Linked DNA regions of Homo sapiens: region 1 is linked to region 2. A link is an interaction called in ENCODE POLR2A ChIA-PET data of the cell type or tissue named here. Cell type or tissue: GM12878. All regions are shown on one strand. Links, peaks and the distances in the headings refer to the core of each region. The heading gives the core; the rest is flanking DNA.

What was found. Peaks named below come from ENCODE experiments on the same cell type or tissue, not always from the same donor. Only the 100,000 strongest peaks of a DNase experiment are listed, where the experiment ranks them.
Region 1: POLR2A ChIA-PET joins it to region 2 with 5 read pairs; 2 of 35 experiments call an interaction of 5 or more read pairs at or near these places.

Annotation. Positions count from the first base shown.
Region 1 is chr2:230,344,311-230,352,310 of GRCh38, reverse strand. The region is part of intron 2 of SP140L (SP140 nuclear body protein like); the gene reads right to left. Among named protein-coding and RNA genes, the nearest start is that of SP140L, 21 kb to the right of the region's middle. RefSeq lists an enhancer at 4,027-4,366. In GM12878, for the core only: no CTCF peak of the experiment used is centred there; a DNase peak (open chromatin) is centred at 4,150; H3K27ac peaks cover 875 bases.
Region 2 is chr2:230,713,760-230,730,360 of GRCh38, reverse strand. All of the region lies in intron 1 of CAB39 (calcium binding protein 39), which reads right to left. It also overlaps the pseudogene BANF1P3. Among named protein-coding and RNA genes, the nearest start is that of CAB39, 9.2 kb to the right of the region's middle. RefSeq lists an enhancer at 8,674-9,197. In GM12878, for the core only: no CTCF peak of the experiment used is centred there; a DNase peak (open chromatin) is centred at 8,496; H3K4me3 peaks cover 1,553 bases; H3K27ac peaks cover 2,273 bases.

The DNA.
Region 1 (8,000 bases), core at 1-8,000, 370 kb after region 2:
TTTCTTTTTAAATTACCCTGTCTCATGTAGTTCTTTGTAGCAGTATGAGAATGAACTAATACACCAAGGAGTATGAATAAAAAATAGACATATAAAACTTACTAGTTCTTATTTGGAAAGACATAAGTTAAAAAAAATACTCAGACTAAATAGCAAATACACATGTATATATTTATAAACATCTTAAAGGTATAAGAACTATAAAAATTTTATTGAAGGAAATTAAATAAGATCTAAATAAATGGAGATATATAAAATGCTCCCAATTAGAAAAAAAGTAGTAATTTTAAAACATCAATTTTTCTGAAATTATTATGTAAGTATGGTGTGCTTGCAACCAGAAACCCCATTAAAACTGAATAAAGCCCAAGTGTGGTGGATAATGCCTGTAGTCCCAGCACTCTGGGACGCTGGCGCGGGTGGATCACTTGAGTTCAGGAGTTCAAGACAAGTCTGGGTAACATGACAAAAGGCTCTCTCTACAAAAAATACAAAAATTAGCCAGATGTGGTGATGTGCACCTATAGATCTAACTACTTGAGTGGCTGAGGCAGGAGGATCACTTCAGCTGGTGAGGTCAGGGTTATAGTAAGCCGAGGTCACACCACTGCACTCTGGGCTGGGTGACAGTGAGACTCCGTCTCGAAAAAAAACCTGGATAAAATAATGTAAATATTGAAATGACAGAATATATGAGTCAATAAAGAACAATTTGAGATGAGAATAGTTAAAGGAAGATTTCTCTTAATCGATTTAAATGTTCTTAAAAAGCAATACAGATATAAAAGACAGTGTAGAAAAACATTCTCAATATGTATGACAAAGGGTTAATATACCTGATATTAATAGGCAAAGACTAAAGTCTGCTAATAAAAAATAACAAACAATCCCTCCAACATGGACCTGAACAGGCAGCTTAAATAAAAGAAAATTAAAATGTCCAATACACATATGAATACGTTAAAACTAAAACATCAATGAGAAACCATTTCTCACTCATTAGATTGGCAAACACAATTTCATTAGTGACACTATGCCATGTGGGAGAAGATTCAGAGAAACAGACACTCATGGCTGGTGTGAGCATGAATTACTGCAGCCTTTTCAGAAAAGATTTGGCAACATCCGCTAAATTTTAAAATATACTACAGACTGACTGACCCAGCAGATCCAGCTTTTGGAATCTACCCTATATAAATAAAAAGATCAACATGTATCCTATAGAAACAAGAACTGCAGAACTTTCAATGCTCTCCATTTCTTCAAGAGTGAAACCCAGATCCTTACACTGTTCAAAGGTAATGTAATGATCCAACCTTCTCTCCTCTCCCCTTGATCACTTCTGCCTGGTCACACTCACCTATTTGTTGTTTCTTGACTAACCAGACATACTCTAGCCTTAGGGAATTGATATTGACTGTTTCTTCTGCCTAGCATAGATATATGTATCTATGCAGTGAACTAATTTCCTTGTCTCTTTTTGATCCTTGATTCACTATTACCTTCTCAATGAGATTTTCTTTGACCAACCTATCTAAAATCACAACCACAATCCCCCATCCTGCCCCCATACTCCCAATCCCCTCATCTGCCTCTCTTTTTTCCATGCTCTTGTCAATCCCTAACGTCTTAAATAAATTACACATTTGTTTGTTTATTGTTTATCATCTTCTTCATTGTCTCTCTTCTCCCAAAAATATGTATGCCATAAGGGCAGTGGCATCTGTTTTGTCCATTGATTTTTCTTGAGTACCTGATATACACAAGGTGTTCAATAAGTATTTGTTGACTACATTCTCATAAATACAGAAGTATTTATTGAAGCATTGTTTTTAGTAGCAAAACGACAACAACAACAACAACAACTCCACAATAACACATACCTCTAAACCTGAAAATAACCTGATTGCCCATTTGGCAGAATGGTTGAGTGCATTATCATAAATGTACACTGTTGAAATATTACATAGCTATTTAATTGTAGCAATTTGGGTTGAAGGTAATAGTTTTGCTGTTCCATGAAAACATCATGTTCAGATTAATACATTATGATCCCATTTTTATATAAATTAAACAAAAAAGTCTTTCATTTGTATATAAAATTCAGAATAAATAATAGGGAAGGCATGAAACGACTACACCCCAGGTGTTAACACTGGCTTAGTGGACAGTTTCAGGGTTCTAACCAGATCCCTTCAGATCTTTCTTTTTACCATTTTTTTGGGTAACATCAGAGGAAAGAGAAATAATAAACAAATAGAATAAGACTTTAGAGTAAGTATATTTATTTTATTTTATTTTTGAGATGGAGTCTCTCTCTGTCCCCCAGGCTGGAGTGCAGTGGCTTGATCTCGGCTCACTGCAACCTCTGCCCCCTGGATTCAAGCAATTCTCCTGCCTCAGCCATCCTAGTAGCTGGAATTACAGGCATGTGCTACCACTCCTGGCTAATTTTTGTACTTTTAGTAGAGACGGGGTTTTGCCATGTTGGCCAGGTTGATCTCAAACTCCTGACCTCGAGTGATCTGCCCACCTCTGCCTCCCAAAGTGCTGGGTTTACAGACATGAGCCACTGTGCCCAGCCTAGAGTAAGTATATTTAGTACCCCCATAACTTATTCAATGATATTGTTTCTATAAAACAACCAACTAGTAAACTTAGAAATGTAAAAATTGAGTTTTCAAATTCAAAATTAAAGGTAGGCAAAATAATAAAACATTTAGGAATGAACAAACAGAATGCAAGACTTGTATGCTGAAAATGACAAAACATTACTAGAGAAATTAACAATCTAAATAAATAGAGATACCCATGTTCATGGATTGGAAGACTCAATATATTTAACCTGGCAATTCTCTCCAAATTGACCTATAAACTCAATGTGATTCCTATCAAAATTCCAAATGGCTTTTCTGAAGAAATTGAGAAGCTAATCCTAAAATTTATATGGAATTGCAAGAACCCAGAATAGCCAAAACAATCTATAAAAAGAAGAAAAAAGTTGGAAGATTTATACTTTCTTATTTCAACACTTATTATAAAGCTACCCATATCAAGACAGTTATTGTACTGGTATAATTCAGTGAAACAGAGATGAGAGTGCAGAAAAAATCCTTGTGGTTTCAGCAATTGATTTTCAACAAAAGTGCCAAGGCAATTAAATGAGGAAAAGATAGTCTTTTCAACAAATACTACAAGTAGAATTGCATAGATACACACAAAAATACAAATGTAGACTCTTACCTCACATCATATACATGAATCAACTAAAAATGGATCATGGATCTAAATGTAAGAGCAGGGCTGGCTTCATGAGCATGCATCCTGTGCAGTCACAAATGACTCTGTGCTTAGTTTAGTGTTCTGCTTTCACTGTTCTGAAATCCTTAATAACTTGTGAGCAAGGATCCCCCATTTTTATTTTTCACTGGGTTCCCCAAATTATGTAGTAATCTTCTAAAAGAGCAAAAATGGCAGGACTTTTGTAAGAAAATAAAGACAAAAATCTTTGTGACTTTAGGTTAAATGAAGAGTTAGCTACAACATCAAAAGCATGATCCTTAAAATAATAAAGTGATAAGCTGAAATTTAACAAAACTGAAATCTTTTGTGTTTCAAGTATACTGTTAAGAAAAAGAAAAGACTAGGCACAGTCTGGGAGAAAATATTAGCCAATTATATTTTCAATAAACTACTTATATTCAGGTATGTAAAGAATTCTGACAGCTCTATAAGAAGATAACCCAATTTAAAAATGGGCAAATGATTTGAACAGATATTTCTCCGAAAGACACATGGAAGATAATAAAGACAAGAAGAGATGCTCAGTATCATTAGTCATTAGAGAAAAGCAAATTCAAACCACAACAAAATACTAATATGCATTCATTGGAATGGCTATAAACACATACAATAACAAGTTTTAGCAAAGATGTGGAAAAACTGGAACCCTTACACATTGCTATGAAATGGTCTTCTGGAAACAGTGTACGATAGATTTTGTGAAAGTTAACTATCACGTTACTGTTACTATAATGTTACTATATTCGCATGCAAGTCTTTGTGTGGATATACGTTTTCATTTCTAGGTAGATGTTTAGCAGTTAAATTCTTGAGTCATACAGTTTCACTTTGACTGTGTTGCTCCTCCCCAAGGCTGGCAAAGTGCCATATCAAGAGGGTTTTCCTGAGCCCAAAGTTTCTCCAGTGGGGAAAAGAGAGCCTGAGGAGGACATCCAGCTTCTGTAGCATTCTGTGCTACATCTTAGGAGGCCCACTTCTGTCTTGTCTCATGGGAAACAAAGAGGAAATCAGTGGGGCTAGACCACCTGTGTTTGACCAGAAATGAAGAAGTGAGGGCAGGGTTCACAGTGGCCAGTGCATGGATCACCATGCTGGTACTGTGTTCCTGCCATCAGCACCCTAGCAGAGAGCTCAGCCAGCAGCTCTGCCCAACTGCAGAGGCAAGCTGGTGACCCTATTTGGCCAGGGAGCATAGTCAGCAATTCTAACTGGCTTGGGTGCCTAGTCAGCAATCCAGGCCAGCTACAGGGTTTAGCTTTCTGTCTTGTTGGACCAGGGAACCCCCAAAGAGATTCTGCCCAGCCTCAAAGCCTAACATACGTCCTTGACCACGCAGGTAATCGAGCCAGCCACTCTGCCTAACTACAGAGTATGGCCTCTAGCCTTGCTAACCAGGAAGCCCAAATAGTAACCCTGCCCAGCCTCAGTGGCCAGCCAGCGACCTGCATGGACAGTAAACAAAGCCAAGGACACCTCCCAACTGAGGGGCACAGCCTGCAGTTCTGCCTAACCAGGGATTCCAGAGAATGATCCCATCTGACAGAGGAGCCCAGCTTGCAGCAAGCTGGGGCATAGCCTGTGGCCCCACCAAACCCAGGTACCTGATAACAATACTGATTGACACTGAAGCACAGCCAGTGGTTCTACTCTGGAAGAGAACCCAGACAGTGACTCAACCCAACTGCAAAACACAGCCTGCAACCCTGATTAATCACAGAGCCTAACCTGTGGTCCCACTGAACAGTAGCTTGAGGTCTTGTTCCATCTCAGAAGCCAGCCAGTAGCCCTGCCCAACCAAAGAGTCCAACCAAAACACTCAACAAACCATACAGGCGAGCCAGTGGCCCCAGCAAACACCAGAGCACAGGCAATAATCCTGCACAACTAGAGATCTCAAAAGCAAACTGTGACTATTCATGGATGCTACCAGCTGACCTGTCCAGATCTCCAGGAAACACTGACTACTAAAGGGCTTTCCATGCCAAAGCAAACCTATAAAGGTTGGAAGAGGTTACTTCTTCCTCAAATGTACAGACACTAATGTGAGGATACAAGGATCATAAAAAATCAGCAAAAAATAAAACCCCTAAAAGAAATTAATAAGCTCTAACAACTGACTCTAAAGAAATGAAGGTCTATGAGCTAACTGACATTCAGAATAATTCTCTTTAAAAAGTTCGGTGAACTACAAGAGAACACAGATGGACAACTCAACAAAATCAGAAAACAATATATAAACAAAATATAATGCCAATAAAAAATAGGAACCATTAAACAAACCCCCAGAAATCCTAGATCTAAAAAATACAATGACTGAACTGAACAATTTAACAGAAAATTCCAACAGCTTACTTAAGCAGAAGAAAGAATCAGTGAACTGAAAGAGAAGTCATTTGAAATTATCTACTTAGAGGAGCAAAAAGAACAAAGAATGAAAATGAGTGAAAAAAAGCCTATTGTGTTTATGGGACACCATCAAGTGAAACAACATACAAATTATGGAAATTACAGAAGAAGAGAGAAAGAAAAATGAGCAGAAAGTCAATTTAAAGAAGTAATGACTAAAAACTTCCCAAATTTGGGGAGAGAAATGGACATTTATGTTCTTGAGGCCCAAAGTTCCCCAAACAGGTTCAACAATACAATTCTACACCAATAAGTATTATAATTAAATTATCAAAAGACAAAAAGATAATTTTGAAAGCAGCAAGGAAAGCATAACTTATCACAAAAAATGGAGCCCTCATAAGACTAACAGTAAAGTTTTCAGTGGAAACCTCCTCTTCTCAGCCCAGGAGAGATTAGGGTGACACATTCAAAATATTGAAAGAAAAAAAACTGCCAACCAAGAGTGTTACACTTGGTAAATCTATCTATCTTAAATGAAGGCGTGATAAAGGTTTTTCCAAAAAAACAAAAGTTGAAGGAGTTCATCATCAGTAGACTTGTCTTACAAGAACTGCTAAAGTGAGTTCTAGTTCTTCAAGCTGCAATGAGATGGTATTAGTTAACAACATAACAATATATAAATATACAAAACTCACCAGTAAAGGTAAAATTTAGTCAAAGTCAGAAATCTCTTATATTGTAATGATTGTGCATAAATCACTTTCAATTCTAGCATAAAAATTAAAAATCAAACATTTAAATAAGTATAACTATAGTAATTTGGTTTTAGATATCCAATATAAAAATATGTAAATTGTAACATTAGTCAATTAAAATATGAGGGAGGAGAGAAACAAAAGTGTAGAGTTTTATATGTGGTTGAAGTTGTTAGCTTAAAATCAGATGATATAGCTATAAGATATTTTATGTAAGCCTCACAGTAACCACAAAGGAGAAAGGAGTCAAAGCATATCACTTTAAAATTCATCAACTCACAAAGGAATGCCACAAGAAAAAAAGAAAGGAAAAAAAAAAAAGAACTACAAAACAGCCAGAATACAAATTACAAAACAGCCAGAATACAAATAACAAAACAGCAATAGTAAGTTCTCACCTATCAATAAATGGATTAAATTCTCCAATCAAAAGAAATAGAGTACCTGAATGGATTATGAAAACCCCACAAGATCCAACAAGTTGCTGCATGTAAGAGACTCATGGTAGGTTTAAGAACACATGTAGGCTGAAGGTGAAGGTATGGAAAAAGATATCCAATGCAAAAAGTGACCAAACGAAAGCAGTGGTAACTATCTTTATGTTGGACAAAATACACATTAAGTAAAAAATGGCCACATAAGACAAAGAGGGTCAATATATAAGGATAAAGGGGCCAATTCATCAAGAGGATATAACAGTTGTAAATATTTTGACAATAGCATTGGAATACCTAAATAGCTAAAGCAAATACTAACCAATCTGAAAGGAGGAAGAAACAGCAATACAATAATAGTAAGGGACTTTAATACCTCACCCTTAACAATGACAGATGAATCAGACAGAAAATCATAAGGATTTTGATCTTGAACCAGACTTTAGATCAAATGGACCTAAAAGACATATACAGAACATTTCACTGAACAGCAGCAAAACACATATTCTACTCAAGTGTACATGTTAGGCCACAAAAGAAGTCTTAATAAATTCAAGAAGACTGAAATCATACCAAGTGCTTTTCTGACCACAGTGGTATGAAACTCGAAATCCATAACAGGAGGAAATTCAGAGAATTCATAAATTCTGTAAGGTATACATAAATAATGTAGGGAAGTTAAACAATACATTCTTGAATATCCAATAGGTCAAAGAAGAAGCCAAAAGGGTAATTTAAAAATATTATGAGGCAAACAAAAATGAAAACAAAACACTATGGAAAGGAAGCACTAAATATGGAAAGGAAAAACCATTACCAGCCACTACAAAAACACACTGAAGTACACAGCGCAGTGACACTATGAAGCAACCACATAAACTAGTCTGCAAAATAACCAGCTAGCATCATGGTGGCAGGATCAAATTCACACATAACAATACTAACCTCAAATGTAAATGGGCTAAATGCCCCAGTTAAAGAAACCACAGAATGGCAAACTGGATAAAGAGCCATGACCCATCGGTATGCCATCTTCAAGAGACCTATCTCATGTGCAAAGATACACATAGGCTCAAAACCAAGGGATGGAGGAAAATTTACCAAGCAAATAGAAAACAGTAAAATGCAGGAGTTTTGATCCTAGTTTCTGACAGAACAG
Region 2 (16,601 bases), core at 4,160-12,159:
CATTTTCCCAAAGAATAACCAATCATTTAAAAATATTTTGCTCTAGCCTGGGCAACATGGTGAAACCCTGCAAAAACTACAAAAATTAACTCGGTGTGGTGGTGTGCACCTGCAGTCCCAGCTACTCGAGAGGCTGAGGTGAAAGATCACTTGAGCCTAGGAGGTCGAGGCTGAAGTGAACCATGATCGTGCCGCTGAACTCTAGCCTGGGTGACAGGGCAAGATTCTGTCTAAAATTATAAGAAAAAATTTTTTTCTAAATAATCCTTTTTCTCCACTAATGTGTGATGTTGCTTATGTAGCAGGCTCATATGTATCTTTTACTGTGTTCCATAAGTCAACTTTTTAAAATATCTGACAGTATTCTCTGGCCAATACTACACTGATTCAACCTGGAAAAATTTTCTCATTTGTTCTTAAGTCTTTTTTCACTTAAATTTATAGTTTTCTTTGTAAAAATCTCAAATATTTATAGATTTCCTCACCCTGGGCATTTCATTTTTTATTGCTATAATGAATGAGGTTTTCGCTCAAGATTTTTCATAGCCAAGTGCTACCAATTATTAAATATCTTTATGTGGTATAAAACCATCTTACTAAACTTTTTTTTTTTTTTTCCTTAAGACAGTTTCATTCTTGTTGTCCAAGCTGGAGATCTTGGCTAACTGCAACCTCCACCTCCCGGGTTCAAGCTGTTCTCCTGCCTCAGCCTCCTGAGTAGCTGGGATTACAGGCACATGCCACCACGCCCAGCTGATTTTTTTGTATTTTTAGTAGGGATGGGGTTTCACCATGTTGGCCAGGCTGGTTTGAACTCCTGACCTCAGGTGATCCACCCACCTCAGCCTCCCAAAGTGCTGGGGATTCCAGGCGTGAGCCACCACGCCGGGCACTAAACTCTTATTTTTAACTCTTGATTTGATTCTCTTGGTTTTCCCAGGTTTAAAATTGTGACTGTCTGCAAATACTGCTATATTCCACCAGTTTCCAATAGTTAAGTCTTTTATTTGATGTATTCTTGCACTGGCCAAGACATTATCAAACATCAGTGTTACTGGGCATCTTTGTTTTGTTTTCTGATTTCAAGTGTTCATAAAACAAGAAGAACTGTTTAACACTGCTATCTTGGCACATATTGGGATGATATAGCCAGAGGTTAAATACTAGCTGGTGCAAACCGCCCAAGGGTTCAAAACCAGGCTCTGTGGCTAATTTGCAACTAATCTTTGGGCAGACTATTTAACCTTTTGGCCTATATTTCATAATGTGTAAAATAAGCATAATCTCTTTCTTCAGGCTGAGGGGATTAATTGAGATAATGTAAGTGCTTAAAACACTTACTTGGCACACAGTAAATACCAGGTTTTGTCTTCTTTGACAATTTCATATTTAATTAGTTTTGCTGGTGTTTTACTTAGAATGTTCTTGGCTTCTGTATGTGCATCTGGGGCCGGGTGCAATGCTTCATGCCTGTAATTCCAGCATTTTGGGAGGACAAGGCAGGAGGACTGCTTGAGCCCAGGAGTTCGAGACCAATCTAGGAAACAAAATGAGATCCCGTCTCCACAAAAAATTTAAAAAATTATAGCTGGGTGTGGTGGCACATGCCTGTAGCCCTAGCTACTCAGGAGGCCAAGGCAGGAGGATTGCTTAAGCCTAGGGGTTCGGGGCTACAGTAAACTATGATTGCGCCACTGCACTCCAGAATGGGTGATAAAGCAAGACCCTGTCTCAAAAAAACATATAAAAGATAAATTGGGGCAGGGTGCGACGGCTCATGCCTATAATCCCAGCACTTTGGGAAGCTGAGGCAGGTGGATTGCTCTGAGCTCAGGCGTTCAAGACCAGCCTGGACAACATGGCAAAACACGATTTCTACAAAAATTAGCTGGGCATGGTGGCTCACCCCTGTAATCCCAGCTACTTGGGAGGCTGAGGCTGGAGAATCACTTGAACTTGGGTGGAAGAGTTGCAGTGAGCAGGAAAAAAAAAAAAGATAAATTTGGAATATAGTTTTCATCCTTTGTAATGTCTTACCAGGTTGCTGTTCTTATATTTTGTATTTTATTAGGTTTTTAAGAGTTTAGGCTAGTTTTTATTTATTTATTTATTTATTTATTTTTGAGACGGAGTCTCACTCTATCGCCCATGCTGGAGTGCAGTGGTGTGATTTCAGCTCACTGCAACCTCCACTTCCCAGGTTCAAGCAATTCTCCTGTCTCAGCCGCCGAGTAGCTGGGACTACAGGCGTGCGCCACCACACCCAGCTAATTTTTGTATTTTTAGTAGAGACTGGGTTTCACCATGTTGACCAGGCTGGTCTTGAACTCCTGACCTCAGGTGATCTTCCTGCCTCGGCCTCCCAAAGTGCTGGGATTCCAGGCGTGAGCCACCACACCTGGCCTGGGCTAGTTTTGTAACATGAATTTGGTATCTTTTGGTATTCTAGGATCTAGAATAAATCTAGTTTATGTTTTTTGAAACTTTTAAAGAGAACATATAATTTATATATGGGTATTTATGTTAGGTATATCATTTATATAAGAGTATATAATTTCTATGCTAACTGGGTCTGGAGCACTCCTTCCCCTAGCTGGTTGCGAGGGCATGGCCTTTAATATATATTTAATATATTCCATGAGTTAAGGCCAGGCACAGAGGCTTACACCTGTAATCGCAACACTTTAGGGAGGCCAAGGCAAATGGATCACTGGAGCCCAGTTCTGGACCAGCCTAGGCAACATAGCAAAACCCCATCTCTACAAAAAATACAAAAAAATTAGCTGGGTATGGTGGTGCACACCTGTAGTCCCAGCCACTCAGGAAGCTGAGGAGGGAGGATCACTCAAGCCCAGAAGGTTGAGGCTACAGTGAGCCAAGACTGCGCCACCGCACTCCAGCGTGGGTGATAGAGCAAGACCCTGTCTCAAAAAAAAAAAAAAAAGAAAAAGAAAAAAAAATACACACACACACACACACACACACACACACACACACGGTTAACAATCTATTCAAGTGCTCTACTTCTTAAATACATACTTATTTAAATATTTACACACATTTAAAATATCCCCCGCCCCTCCCTTTTAGCTTCCATAAGGGTACCCGCTTCCAATTTATATATATTTAAATATTTACATATATTATTAAATATGGTTAACAATCTATTCAAGTGTTCTACTTCTTAAGACAATTCTGAAAAGCAATCAGTTCCACCTTCATGATTAGCTCTTCCAAAGTTGTGCATGACACACAAATTTAGACCCAGTGTCTACAGTTACTTGGTCACTTTCTTCTGGATATACTCCTATGTCTTGTTCCTCTTCCCTCTCCGTATTTCTTATTATTCCTTCCTCTTCTCAATGATAACAAAAGCCTCCATAAAAGACAGTCTTTTGACCTTTTCAAACACCAAAGGGCATCAGCATACAATCTCGTATGCTAAGCACCCTGATTCCTGTCTTCCTTTCACTATATTTAAAAAGTCCGGGAGCTTCCATAAGATTAAAAAAGAAAAAACATTCCCCGCCCCTCCCTTTCAGCTTCTGTAGGGAAGGGTTGCCCTCTTTCCATCAACTCAGTTTCCAATCACTATGTGAACAAGACCAAGACTAGCCTTTGAGTAAATGAATAGGTTAGCAACAATCTTAAAGAACAGAAATGGATGATTTTAACAATATAAAAACAGAAGGTATTTACACTTTGCTGTTTACATACAGGAAGATGCTAACAGTTCCTAGTTCCTTCCTGCCTACATGGGAAGGTTAAGGCACAGGGATGCAGGCCACTGTACCTGTGACTAATGTGCCATATGTGACTTATGTGCCAAAGCATATTAGATAACTATAATGAACACAAGTAAAAGGATCCTATAAAAACATCAAAATGAGACCAGGTGCAGTGGCTCATGCCTGTAATCCCAGCACTTTGGGAGTCCGAAGTGGGCAGCTCACTTGAGGCCAGGAGTTCAAGACCAGCCTGGCCAACACAGCGAAACCCCATCTCTACTGGAAAAAAAAAAATACAAAAAATTAGCCGGGCATGGTAGCATGCACCTGTAATCCCAGCTACTCAGGAGGCTAAGGCACGAGAATTGCTTGAATCCAGGAGGCAGAGGTTGCAGTGAGCCGAGATCATGCCACTGCACTCCAGCCTAGGTAACAGAGAGAGACTCCGTCTAAAAAAAAAAATTAATTAAATTAAAAAGCAAAAACATCAAAATGACTTTCAAGTCCTAGAAAATATTCCAATTTAAATTGTGCAATTTAATATTTTCAGATAATCTCAAATATGGAAGAACTATGCATTCTTTCAGCAATCCTATCCTGCCCCATCCTTATCTCAGACATTTAATAGAATCCTACTAAAAAAGGAAATAGTTAATAAATAAATGGATGTAGCTTCTAGAAATCAACACTTAGCTAGGTATTCTGGCAATCAACATCAAGTGCAGTCTGATGATTTGTAGATTCCATCTTTTCCTTTTATGGAAAAACTGTACTTTTAACTTTCCTAATTTTCTTGCATGGCTCCATTTCATCACAGCTCCTCAAAGATCACTGACAGCAACTCAGTAAAGAGAAATGAAAGTTCTTTGTGTCCTGAGACATCAAACATCCTGACCAGGAGACTTGACCTCATCTGTTTCTGTATCAGAAATGTCCTATGTTCCAGGATGATTCTACATTCCAGTATCATGTGGTAGAGGCAGCATGGTAGGTTGCAAGTTCAAGCTCTGTGACCTGGGTTTCAAATCTAGGACCCCTTTCTACATGTATAACTTCGGGCCAATTACACAATTTGCTTGGTTTTCCCCATTACTTACCTAAAAATATGAGGACAAAATTTGATATTAAAAAGGGCTGTTAAAAGATTAAACGGGAGGTATCCGCAGGAGTGGCCGGGTGGCGGGAGGAACCGTTACGGGAACTGAAGTTGCGGATTAAGCCTGATCAAGATGACAACCTCCCAAAAGCACCGAGACTTCGTGGCAGAGCCCATGGGGGAGAAGCCAGTGGGGAGCCTGGCTGGGATTGGTGAAGTCCTGGGCAAGAAGCTGGAGGAAAGGGGCTTTGACAAGGCCTACGTTGTCCTTGGCCAGTTTCTGGTGCTAAAGAAAGATGAAGACCTCTACCGGGAATGGCTGAAAGACACTTGTGGCGCCAGCGCCAAGCAGTCCCGGGACTGCCTTCGAGAGTGGTGCGACGCCTTCTTGTGATGCTCTCTGGGAAGCTCTCAATCCCCAGCCCTCAACCAGAGTTTGCAGCCGAGTAGGGACTCCTCCCCTGTCCTCTACGAAGGAAAAGATTGCTATTGTTGTACTCACCTCCGACGTACTCCGGGGTCTTTTGGGAGTTTTCTCCCCTAACCATTTCAACTTTTTTTTGGATTCTCGCTCTTGCATGCCTCCCCCGTCCTTTTTCCCTTGCCAGTTCCCTGGTGACAGTTACCAGCTTTCCTGAATGGATTCCCGGCCCCATCCCTCACCCCCACCCTCACTTTCAATCCGTTTGATACCATTTGGCTCCTTTTTTGGCACAACAGTCACTGTCCTTGTAAAGTTTTTTAGATCAATAAAGTCAGTGGCTTTCAAAAAAAAAAAAAAAAAAGATTAAACGAGGTAAACTACTCATAGAGGTTTTTTTTTTTTTTTTTTTGGTGAGCGTGTGTGTTTTTTTTAGATGGAGTTTCACTCTTTGTTGCCCAGGCTGGAGTGCAATGGCGCGATCTTGGCTCACCGCAACCTCCGCCTCCAGGGTTCAAGTGATTCTCCTGCCTCAGCCTCCCAAGTAGCTGGGATTATAGGCATGTGCCACCATGCCCGGCTAATTTTGTATTTTTAGTGGAGGCGGGATTTCTCCATGTTGGTCAGGCTGGTCTCGAACTCCTGACCTCAGGTGATCCGCCCACCTCGGCCTCCCAAAGTGCTGGGATTACAGGGGCGAGCCACCGTGCCCGGCCCATAGAGGTCTTAAACAATGTATCAGCAGCTAACATACCTGTGCTAAAACATACCTGTGCTATGTTAGCAATTATTTACTTTTTACCACATGCCTCCTGTTCACACAAGTACAGAATCTTTATGCCTTTATGCTATCTTCTTTTTTTTTTTTTTTGAGACAGTCTTGGTCTGTCACCCAGGCTGGAGTGCAGTGGCGCAATCTCGGCGCGCTGCAACCTCCACCTCCCGGGTTCAAGCAATTCTTATGCCTCAGCCTCCCAAGTAGCTAGGATTACAGGTGTGCGTCACCACACTCAGCTAATTTTTGTATTTTTAGCAGAGACAGGGTTTCACCATGTTGCCCAGGCTGGTCTCAAACTCCTAAAGGCCTCAAGGGATCCACCAACCTCAGCCTCCCAAAGTGTTGGAATTACAGGTGCGAGCCACCACGCCAGACCCTCTTTATGCTATTTGCATACTGAATTGGTATGTGGCGGTGACGCTGATTGGAACCTCTTATTTCAGCAACTTCAGGTCACACTGAAGACAAACTGGGGAATAAAAGAAACAAACTGAGAAACACCTCAAATTGCCTCAGTAGTGACATTAATATATGAAGTAGCCAGCTATGTTTGAGATAATGGGAACCCTTGGCCAAACAATGCACCAGGGCATGGAGAGGGCAGGGCAAGACATACGCTGAGTTCTTTCTCCTCCTACCCTCTCTAATCTTCTGCCCAGGGCTTCCATTGGCTAAACCCAACCAAAGCCCAACCAGTAGGCAGGGGGTTCTGGGTGCCATGGTGACAGCATGGTCCTTCAAGGACAGTGTGGGGCACTAAAAGGAGCAAAAGGGTCTGGGAGGTGAGACAACTGGAGGATCAGCTCAAAGGCAACACACTCCAGGAACGTAGAGATGAAGACACACCTACTGCAGAAGGGGCAGCAAGATTTCTCTGATGTGGCAAGAATGTTGAATCAGAGACTTGCTTGTCTTCCTGTGTTTGGGGGAGGTTCAACCTTAACATTTAAGTGGGGTGGGTTCAGGAAGCCCACAGCAGAGAAATTAAAATGAAGTGTTTAAACCAGAAAGAAAAAAAAAAAGATAATGGGAAATCAGGCTCCCACTATCGTAAATCCCCTGTAAATGTCCCTTTTCTTAGGTCAGGACACAAAATTAAACCCCCAATGGCAATATAAAATATTGAGGATGGGCAAACTCACCAAACCTGCAGAAACGTGGATAAAACAGGAAACAGTAACTTTTATTTTTTTATTTTAATGAATTAAAACTACAAGAAAGCTAAATTAATAGGTTACAGGTATGAACATATTTGTATTTAATTACATGCTTATAAAGATTTTTAAAAAAGGCTTGAAAAGCTGCTAAAGTATTCATTCTTTTAACAAAATTGAAAATTAAGAAAGTTAAAAAGGAATAGTTTTAAAACTATATAATAATATAGCATAAAGCTCGGCAACCGAGAGTCAATTTGCAACTGAGACAAAACAACTTTAAGTGGCTCCTTTTCGCTATTTTTAAAACTTACTATTTCAGAGGGCTGAGATCACAACAAATGATACATCCAACTAGAGATCAAGAGTCTAGCTTTACTTGGAGGTTGCTTAAACACTTCTAAAGTCTTAAAATATTTTTCAAAGTACGTATAGTACAGCAGAAAGAATTTGAGACTTCAGCCATCATAAAAGCTAAAATGTATTGGACACTTACAGCACACTATCAGACACGCTATGCATGGCATTCTTACTGAATCCTCACAACTACTTTATGTATAGGTTCTATTATTGCTATGTTACAAATGAGAAAGCTGAGGAAAAAGAGGCATTAAACACCCTGCCCAACAACACACAACCAAGGTTTAAATCCAGAATTTATGGCCAGAGTCCCTCCCATCTCATCTCTACACTGAGCTTTAGTTTTCTCACTTATAAAACAGTTTGGAGCTGGGCAAGGTGGCTCAAGCCTGTAATCCCAGCATTCTGGGATGCTGAGGCAGGAGGATCGCTTGAGCCCAGGAGTTTGAGGCCAGCCTGGGCAATATAGTGAGACCCCGTCTCTACAAAAAATATTTTTTAAATAGAAAAATGAAAGTTTGTATGGTATATTCTCACTCTAACTAAGTTTATAAATTCATGTAACCTTGTAGTGTCTCTCAAATTGCATGCTGATTTTAGTAGTTCATAAAAAGCATTAAGAAATAAAATAGAAAGTATTAGAATGCATTCTATGTAGTAAGACCTAAGTACTGTTTCATGAAATTTCTTTTTCAGTTTTGAGAGTGTGTGTATGTGTTGGGTCACTGGTCAAAAATATAATTTCTCACTGCAGGCTGAAATTAAAAAAAAAAAAAAAGGCTTGGTGAAAGCCACTACAATCTTAGTTGAATTCCAACTGACAAAAAATTATCATCCGAATTAGTAAGTAAATGCTTTGAATGCCATACTAGTAAGTATGCAAATAAGAGGGTTTCCTAACCTGTGTTCCAGTAGAACCTTTCTTCAAGATGTTTGTGGGTATTTCCTGGGGGGGAGGGTGTGTTCTTTTGACCAAATAAACTTGAAGGAAGGAAATATAATGTGCAGTATTTCTCAATTTGCCAATACACACTACTAAAAACTCTGACAAGCTCTGCAGAAAAACAGTAACACAATCACCATCAAAAATAAAACTCTGTTTAACTATGTTTAACCCAGTGTTTTCCCAAGTTGAAATCTCACCCTGGAACCTCTCCTACAAACAACTAATCTCTCTAAGACTGGCAGTCTACAAAACACAATTTGGGAAACACGGCTTTACGTGGAACTTATCTGCGAAAAGGGGATCCTCATAACCTTCAATTATCATGGTATGTAAATCACTTTCAAATAAGCACAAATATAGCTGAGATAAAAAGATAAACAGAAAAAATTGTATTTTGGTTAAGTATTTCATCTCTGTTAAGCAAGTTTGCTTTTTCTTTTTTCTTTTGAGATGGAGTTTCCCTCTGTTGCCCAGGCTGGAGCGCAGTGGCACTATCTTGGCTCACTGCAACCTCCACCCCCAGGGCTCAAGCGATTCTCCTGCCTCAGCCTTCTAAGTAGCTGGGATTACAGGCACCTGACACCATGCCCAGCTAATTTTTGTATTTTTAGTAGAGACATGGTTTCGCCACGTTGGCCAGGCAGGTCTTGAACTCCTGACCTTAAGTGATCTGCCCACCTTGGTCTCCCAAAGTGCTGGGATTACAGGCACGAGCCACCATGCTGGCTGCAAAAGTTTTCTTATACTACCACACAGCTGTATCATTTAATATTTATAGAAAGAACGTATTATTATACTCTGAAAACATGAGGTGGGGAAGAGGGGAGGGAAGATAAATTTTAAAAGGTAAGAAACAAAAATCCTCTATCCAAATAAATTACAATCTAGAGACACGAAACTTACATACATAGGAAAAACTTATAACTCACCAATGCTGAACAGCGATGAAACCATACTGTAACTAGAGAGATGGGAGCCAAAAGAGTATCTACATGGGTCATGTTAACGGCCTGAGTTTCTGTCTCCCTGCTATAGAATCTAAAAGTAAATGAACTGGCTGGCTGATGATATGCCATCAAAGCAGGAAAAAACTTGTTTACTGAGCTCCTTGAGGCCTGGCCTTTAGTACCTAGCATAAGGGGCATTAAAAACTGCTTAAGCCTGGCGCGGTGGCTCACGCCTGTAACCCCAGCACTTTGGGAGGCCGAGGTGGGCGGATCACAAGGTCAGGAGTTCAAGACCAGCCTGGCCAACATGGTGAAACCCCGTCTAAAATTAGCCATGCATGGTGGCGCGCACCTGTAATCCCAGCTACTCGGGAAGCTGAGGTAGGAGAATCGCTTGAACCCGGGAGGCGGAGGTTGCAGTGAGCCGAGATCACGCCATTGCACTCCAGCCTGGGCGACAGAGGGAGACTCCATCCTGGGAAACAAACAAACAAACAACTTGTGGACCAAATTAATAATAGACATTTGAGGATGTATGAATGCTAATGGGTGGTGAATATCACCCTTATCTCTTACCAGTGATAGAATCCCGAGCTGCAAAGAACCCTGTGATCTAAGCCAGGATGCCACCTTTACATAGGTAGGGGATTAATACCAACCACAGCCAAAGCATGTTCTTTACATTCCCAAATTTAATTCTACATTTTTGGTTCTTTCTTTCCCACTCTCATTGCCTTTTGTTAATGTTTTTCCTTCCCCTAAAACACACAACTCGCCCAACTTTACAACACAATTGTGACAACGAAACTGATGTGAGGCTTGAGGACTTGTTAATAAATAGACTGACTTACTAAGCTTGTACTTTACAACCATAAAACATTTAGTTCTTAACTATTTATTCATAAGCACAAAGGTAGAACATTTGAAAATACACATTTTGATGTTATTCTCATTACCCTAAGCAGAGAACTTCAGTACTGTGAAATAACACTACCATCTGACCAACTGGGAGAAAAAAGGTTAAAGCACAGTCACATGCCATAAAGTACTCAGACTGCAAGACCACCAGCAAAAGGGGAGGGAACCAGTGCAGGAGAAAAAGGCAAGTCAGAAGCCTACATACAAATCACTGAAAATAAGGGTAAGAGAATTTAAGGGGTTTTCAATCTGGGGCCCTTGGTATAATAATGGGATGACTGAAGCCCAGAGAGATGGAGTTACTTGTACAGAGTGACAACATAATTAGCCATGGAGTCAGGACCCAGCCCAGATCTTTCGATTCCCAGGCTTCTGTGTTTCCCACTGTAACACAGGCCTCCCATCTTCTCTACAAGAATAATGTAGAAATTAAATACTATCTACTGGCCTAACTAAACTATAAGCCACTAATCAAATTATGACTATACAACGAAAGCATTTATAATAAACCATCTCTTTTAGATTGTAATGTGGTTACTGCTTGGAAACCTATTAAAATCCAAATTCGGATCTATTTATAAACCTCCATTCTAAAATACTAATTCAAAACTGCTCAGCAAGGAAAATAAAATTATTTCATGAGGGAGTCATACCCTATTTCAGGGAGCACATATTTTGAAGTGAGGCAGACCTGAGTTCAAATTCTGGCTCAACTGTGCAATGTTTGTGTTATCCTGGACAAACCCTCCACTTTGGTTTCCCATCAATGATGTTGGGGACAATACTACCTAAGAGGTTTGCCCAACATTTAGTGGACCTAAACGGTAATTTGTTCCCCCAAGCTAACTAATTTTTGTTAATTTTCCTTGATTCTTTGTCTATTTCGACTTCTAACTTCATACACGCCTCCCAAATCACTTGCCAGCTACATCACAAATATTATGAATATTAGTATATTAAACCTTAAAAAAGAATTATATGACAAAGAACATTTAATATATTTTGAATACAACCTTTGTAAATGTTAGTGAAAAGGTCCAAAAGAAGACATTACTGCATAAAGTATGATACTTAATTCAAGTAAACTGGACAAAGAATGAAGAAAACCAGGCTCCAGATTCAGTCCTGTGGCTAATAAGCCATAAAACCCTAGAAAAGAGACTTCACTTTGCAGAAAGCTACACCTGTTACTGCTCAAAGTGAACCAAACTCTGCTCTAGTTACGGTGGGCCTCAGTGTTCCCACCTGCAGAAAGAACCATTCTGCCTAGGTTGTTTCTGAAGTTCTAAAGTTTCTCCCCCCTGGAAAAGCCTATCATGAGCATCACAAAACTTATGTCTAGGCATCTGATACACGGCAGCACATCAGATGTAGCAACTCATTTAATCGTCCTACAACCCTCTCAGATATGGTCTACTATTACCATCCAAGGAATTCAAGCTAGACAGAAGGAACTTAAGGTTATAGAGCCCACAGCAGAGGAATGAGGGTTCAAAATCTAGGCAGTCTGGCTGCACCTGCGCTTTTAACCACTGGCTAACACTACCTCTCCAAATTCTATAAACCTAAAAGCGGGCCTTAACTACAGACATGTAAACAGAAACCTGTCCAAGTATTTCTTCCTAGTGCCTCAATACAGCTGATATATAATCTACTGTGGAGGGAGACAACAGTGACTAGCATGTTAATAGTCAGTACACTGTAAAGAGCAAGTTACAGTTCATGAGACAAGATCACAAAGTAGGAACTTAATTAAGATCAAGATACACAATGTATGTTTTGTTTCTCAAATGTATTACCAAATAAAGTGTGTGATCTTTTAACAGTATCATACTTCCGTGGTCCTCAACAATTTTTGCTGGATAATGCTCCCAAAGAATAATTACCATATAAAAACAAACTGCCACTAAATAATGGCTAGATTTTCCCCATCTTTGAAACATGCATATGAATACACACATAAACAAGCAAACACAATCTATAACTTAAACACTATATTCTGAGTACCAAGACAAAAGCTATTAAAGATCATACAAATAGGTATGCACTGGATATGGTCAACATGAAGGGCCAAGGCAGGATTTACCTCCCTCCTTTGGAGCCACTTCACACCCGAATGACCTCCCGCAATTCTCTGCATGCCATCCTGCCTTCCTCTGCAGGCTTAACATCACAGCTGCTATAAACCACAATTCTGCTGTCCCCTCACCCCTTCTGTTTTAAAAGTTAAAAGCACAGTGGGACTGGGAAGCTCAGTGAGACAGAAATGGCACAACACCCCCCAAAAATGCAGATGGCAACTAGCTGTTAACCTGATTTCATCACCACCAGTCTATGATCTGCCACCTAGGCCTGTAGTAACTCTTCTCATAATCCTCGGAGGGCCTGAGAAACAGAGGCAGAACACTGATCATTTTATTCACAGACTGTTCTACTCTACAAATGGTGACGGCAGAAGTATTTGCTTCACTTTGCTCTGCCCCCATATTCCGGACTGTAGAGATGAGGGGAGTTGAGTCCAGTCTCTCTTTCTCACTGCAAGACACCCTTGCAGGAGAATTTTTTAAAAAGTAGTGGTTGGGATCCGGTCGGAAAGTCACTAAGGGCACAGAACGTACGAACTCTCACACAGCTCAATTCCTTCTGTAATTAAAGAAGGCTCTAATACAAGTCTTCTTACAATGGCCAAAAGATACTGATGACTAAATTGCTATGCAAATTTAGATTACCTGACTTCATAATAATGCCAGATCTTTACACCTCAGTAATAACAAGTCACAAGTAATTTAACCCAGAGATTCAGATTTGATATTTTTTCCCCACAATTTTATCAAAGTGTGTAAAAAAAAATGTTTACCAGTTTTTCTGTTATCCAAATTAATCCACCTTCCACAGTCCCATTTCTGTAACATGTAAAGACGTTCATAAAATCAAATGCCCAATTAAAAGAAGCAATGAAAAAGAGGAAAATGAATTTTTATTTTTATTATTTTTATTTTATATATACATTTTTTGAGATGGGGTATCACTCTGTCACCTCAGGCTGCAATGCAGTGATCAAAATTCACTGAGGCTGCAAATTCCTGGGCTCAGGCAATCCCTCCTGCCTCAGCCTCTTGAGTAGCTAGGACAACAGGCACACACACCACCATGCCCGGCTAATTTTTTATTTTTGTGGATATAGGGTCTTGCTATGTTGCTCAGATCGGCCTCCAACTCTTGGGCTCAAGCAATCCTCCCACCTTGGCCTCCCAAAGCACTGGGATTATAGGAGTGAGCTACCCCGCTCGGCCTGACCTTTTAAAATAGGGCTGGAGGCCAGTGTGGTCAGGCCTATAATCCCAGTGCTTTGGGAGGCTGGGGCAGGAGGATGGCATAAGCCCAGGAGTTCAAGACCAGCCTGGGCAACAGAATGAGACACCATCTCTTTTAATTAAAACATTTTTTAAATTAAAAAATAAAATAGAGCTGGAATAGAAACAATGCCAGAAAGGTAAACAAAAGACAATACCTGAAACAAAATTCGTCCTACTACTGAATTTTATTTTTGGGGGTTGGGGAGGTTGGATTTGTGTATTTTCATGGCAGATGGCTAAACTGTGAGTGATTAGTCATCAATCTGGAAAAAAGGCTCTTGGGAAAGTATGGCAATAACTAAAGAAATCTGTAATCCCACAAAAGTTGATCAAAACAGAAAACTTTAGTAAATATTCCAAGGTAATAAAGACCCTGTGTGGCATACGTATTTGCAATATACAAACATTCAAATAAAATCAAGTTACCAAACCCCATACTTATACTGGACTTTCTTAGCAGTTCTTCTACATTAACTTTAGGAAACGTATACAGCCTTACTCAGCATCTTACTTCATACGTGATGAAACAGAAACAGAGATCTTATTAATACACCTTAGAATGTAAAATACATGGGAAAAAACTGACTTAGTACAAGAACCTGAAGTAGAAAATGCTAATGAAGGGAAGTAAGCTGCCTTGAAATAAAAAAACAGATATCCAGGCAAGCGTGGTGGCTCACGCCTGTAATCCCTGCACTTTGGGAGGACAAGGCGAGATTACTTGAGCCCAGCAGTTCAAGACCAGCCTGGGAAACATGGCAAGACCCTGTCTCTATAAAAATACAAAAATTAGCCGGATGTGATGGTACGAGCCTGTGGTCCCGTCTACAGGAGGCTGAGGTGAGAGGATGGCTTGAGCCCAGGAGGTTGAGGTTGCAGTGAGCCATGTTCGCACCACTGCACTCCGGCCTGAGCGACCGAGTGAGAACCTGTCTCAAAAAACAAAACAAAACCAAAAAGGCAAATACCACCCATTTGTTATAGTAGCAAACCATTTCATGAAATATTCTATGCTTATATCCAGCCTGAGTCTTCGTGATGTCATGTTCAAAAAATAGTTAACCTATATGGATGGCCCTAGTGTAGAGACTATTTTTCAGGAGCGAAGTGGGGAGTGGGAAGGGACACTGCATCGCCGTCTGTGGGGGATGGTATACCAGCCATGACAGTAATCTTTTGACAACATCCCTTTAAAAGTCCATTCACTCCTATAGCAGAGATCTGTGTGCTTTCTTCCTCTTCCACACCTCATGACAACACACATCCTGCCAAGAAAAACTTTATTCAACAAGCAAGAGGATCCAAGTCTTACAGAGAAAGAAACATACTTCAAACAAGAAACTTTCAGAAAAAGTTCTGTCCACACTAGTAGTTATTAAGCCTAACTACTGCATTTCATCTGAGGTAAATAATACAACCTTGTCAGGAAAACATAACATGCTTAGAAGACTTCCATTGTTGAGTAAAAATTTTTTATATGAAGATATTTAATGACAAGAAAAGCTTAATAAGAGATGTGTGTGTGTATACATATGCATACAATATATTTCATTATGCAAAGAAAAAATACACAGAAAAAGACTGGAAAGAAAATACGCAAAAATGTTAGCAGTAACCAAATCTAAGTGGTAAGATTATAGAAAATGTTTTAAAGATTTTCTAGCACTCCCTGAATTTTGGAAGCTTTGACAAAGATCATGTATTATTTTGAAAAGCAGAAAATTTTTAAACTGCAAAAAGGTGGCATTCACTTGTCATACACGCAAACAAGTGCAAGCTTACAAAACTTAGGCCCTAAGCTGCTTTCACAGATCGTATATTCTAGATTTCGAATACAGCTGCTAATTACTTCCTAACAATTTGAACAAACTACAAAATAAAGCTAAACACTTTCACTTCTGGCTCTACTATAAAGATTTCATAATAAAATAAAATATAAAAACAAAGTTTTACCTTTCTGTAAAAGGTCTACGTCTGGCTTTCTACAGCAGAATATTACTAACCATTTTTTAAAAATCATCAATTTATGTTATTTTACACAAATGCCACCTCAAAGAATGTAGGTTTAGCTTAGTAATTCCAAAGTACATACGCCTAATACAAAGTGCAAGAAGTTTTTATGCACTGTAGCGAACGCACAAATAGAAACACCTTCTGTGTGCAGATGAGCTTATTTTATAGACACCTTTCCATTACCTCTTAAGAGCCTGATATCTAATGAAGCTTTCTGCAAAGGTACTTTGCTTAGCCTGGGCATGGATTTACTTGATTATCTGGGAAGCTGTCAAAATCGATCTGAAACTGCATTACATTCAAGGCACAGAATGTCAACTCCTGACTGGGCCTCCTCCTCTCTCCTTTCACAAGAGCGCCTTTAATATCCCCTAGCCTACATTTCCGGGCTCATGAGTCACTGAGAAATGAGCTCTAAGTTTCTCTTAGAATGCTGCTCAAATAGCTCCTCTACAGCATTCAAGGATCTGGCCCCAAAATACCTCTTTAGCCCAATACCCCCCGCCCCCTGCACCATGCCAACAAACGGAATTATCCATGATTTCTAGGCTTTGTCTTCTCGCTTTTGCTACCCCTTCCACACACCTCTTCTGCAATCCTCCTCTCCTAAATCCCATCAGGCCTTCAAGACTCTGCTCAGCATCCCCCGCCCAGGAAGCCTTCCAGGTTTCTGCGAGGCAGAAGTGATCGGTTCGGTTTTTCCGGGTGCCGTTCTAGCACTCCGTCGTTCTTTCACAGGACTTATCACCTCCTTCCCGGTATCGCAGTTATTTGTGTTCTCGTCTTATCTCTCACACCAGAGCCTAAGCTCCTCGGGGGAGGGGACCGGGGCCCGCTTCACCTTTGAATCCCTCCGGTGCGGGCCGACTACGGCGCCTGCACGC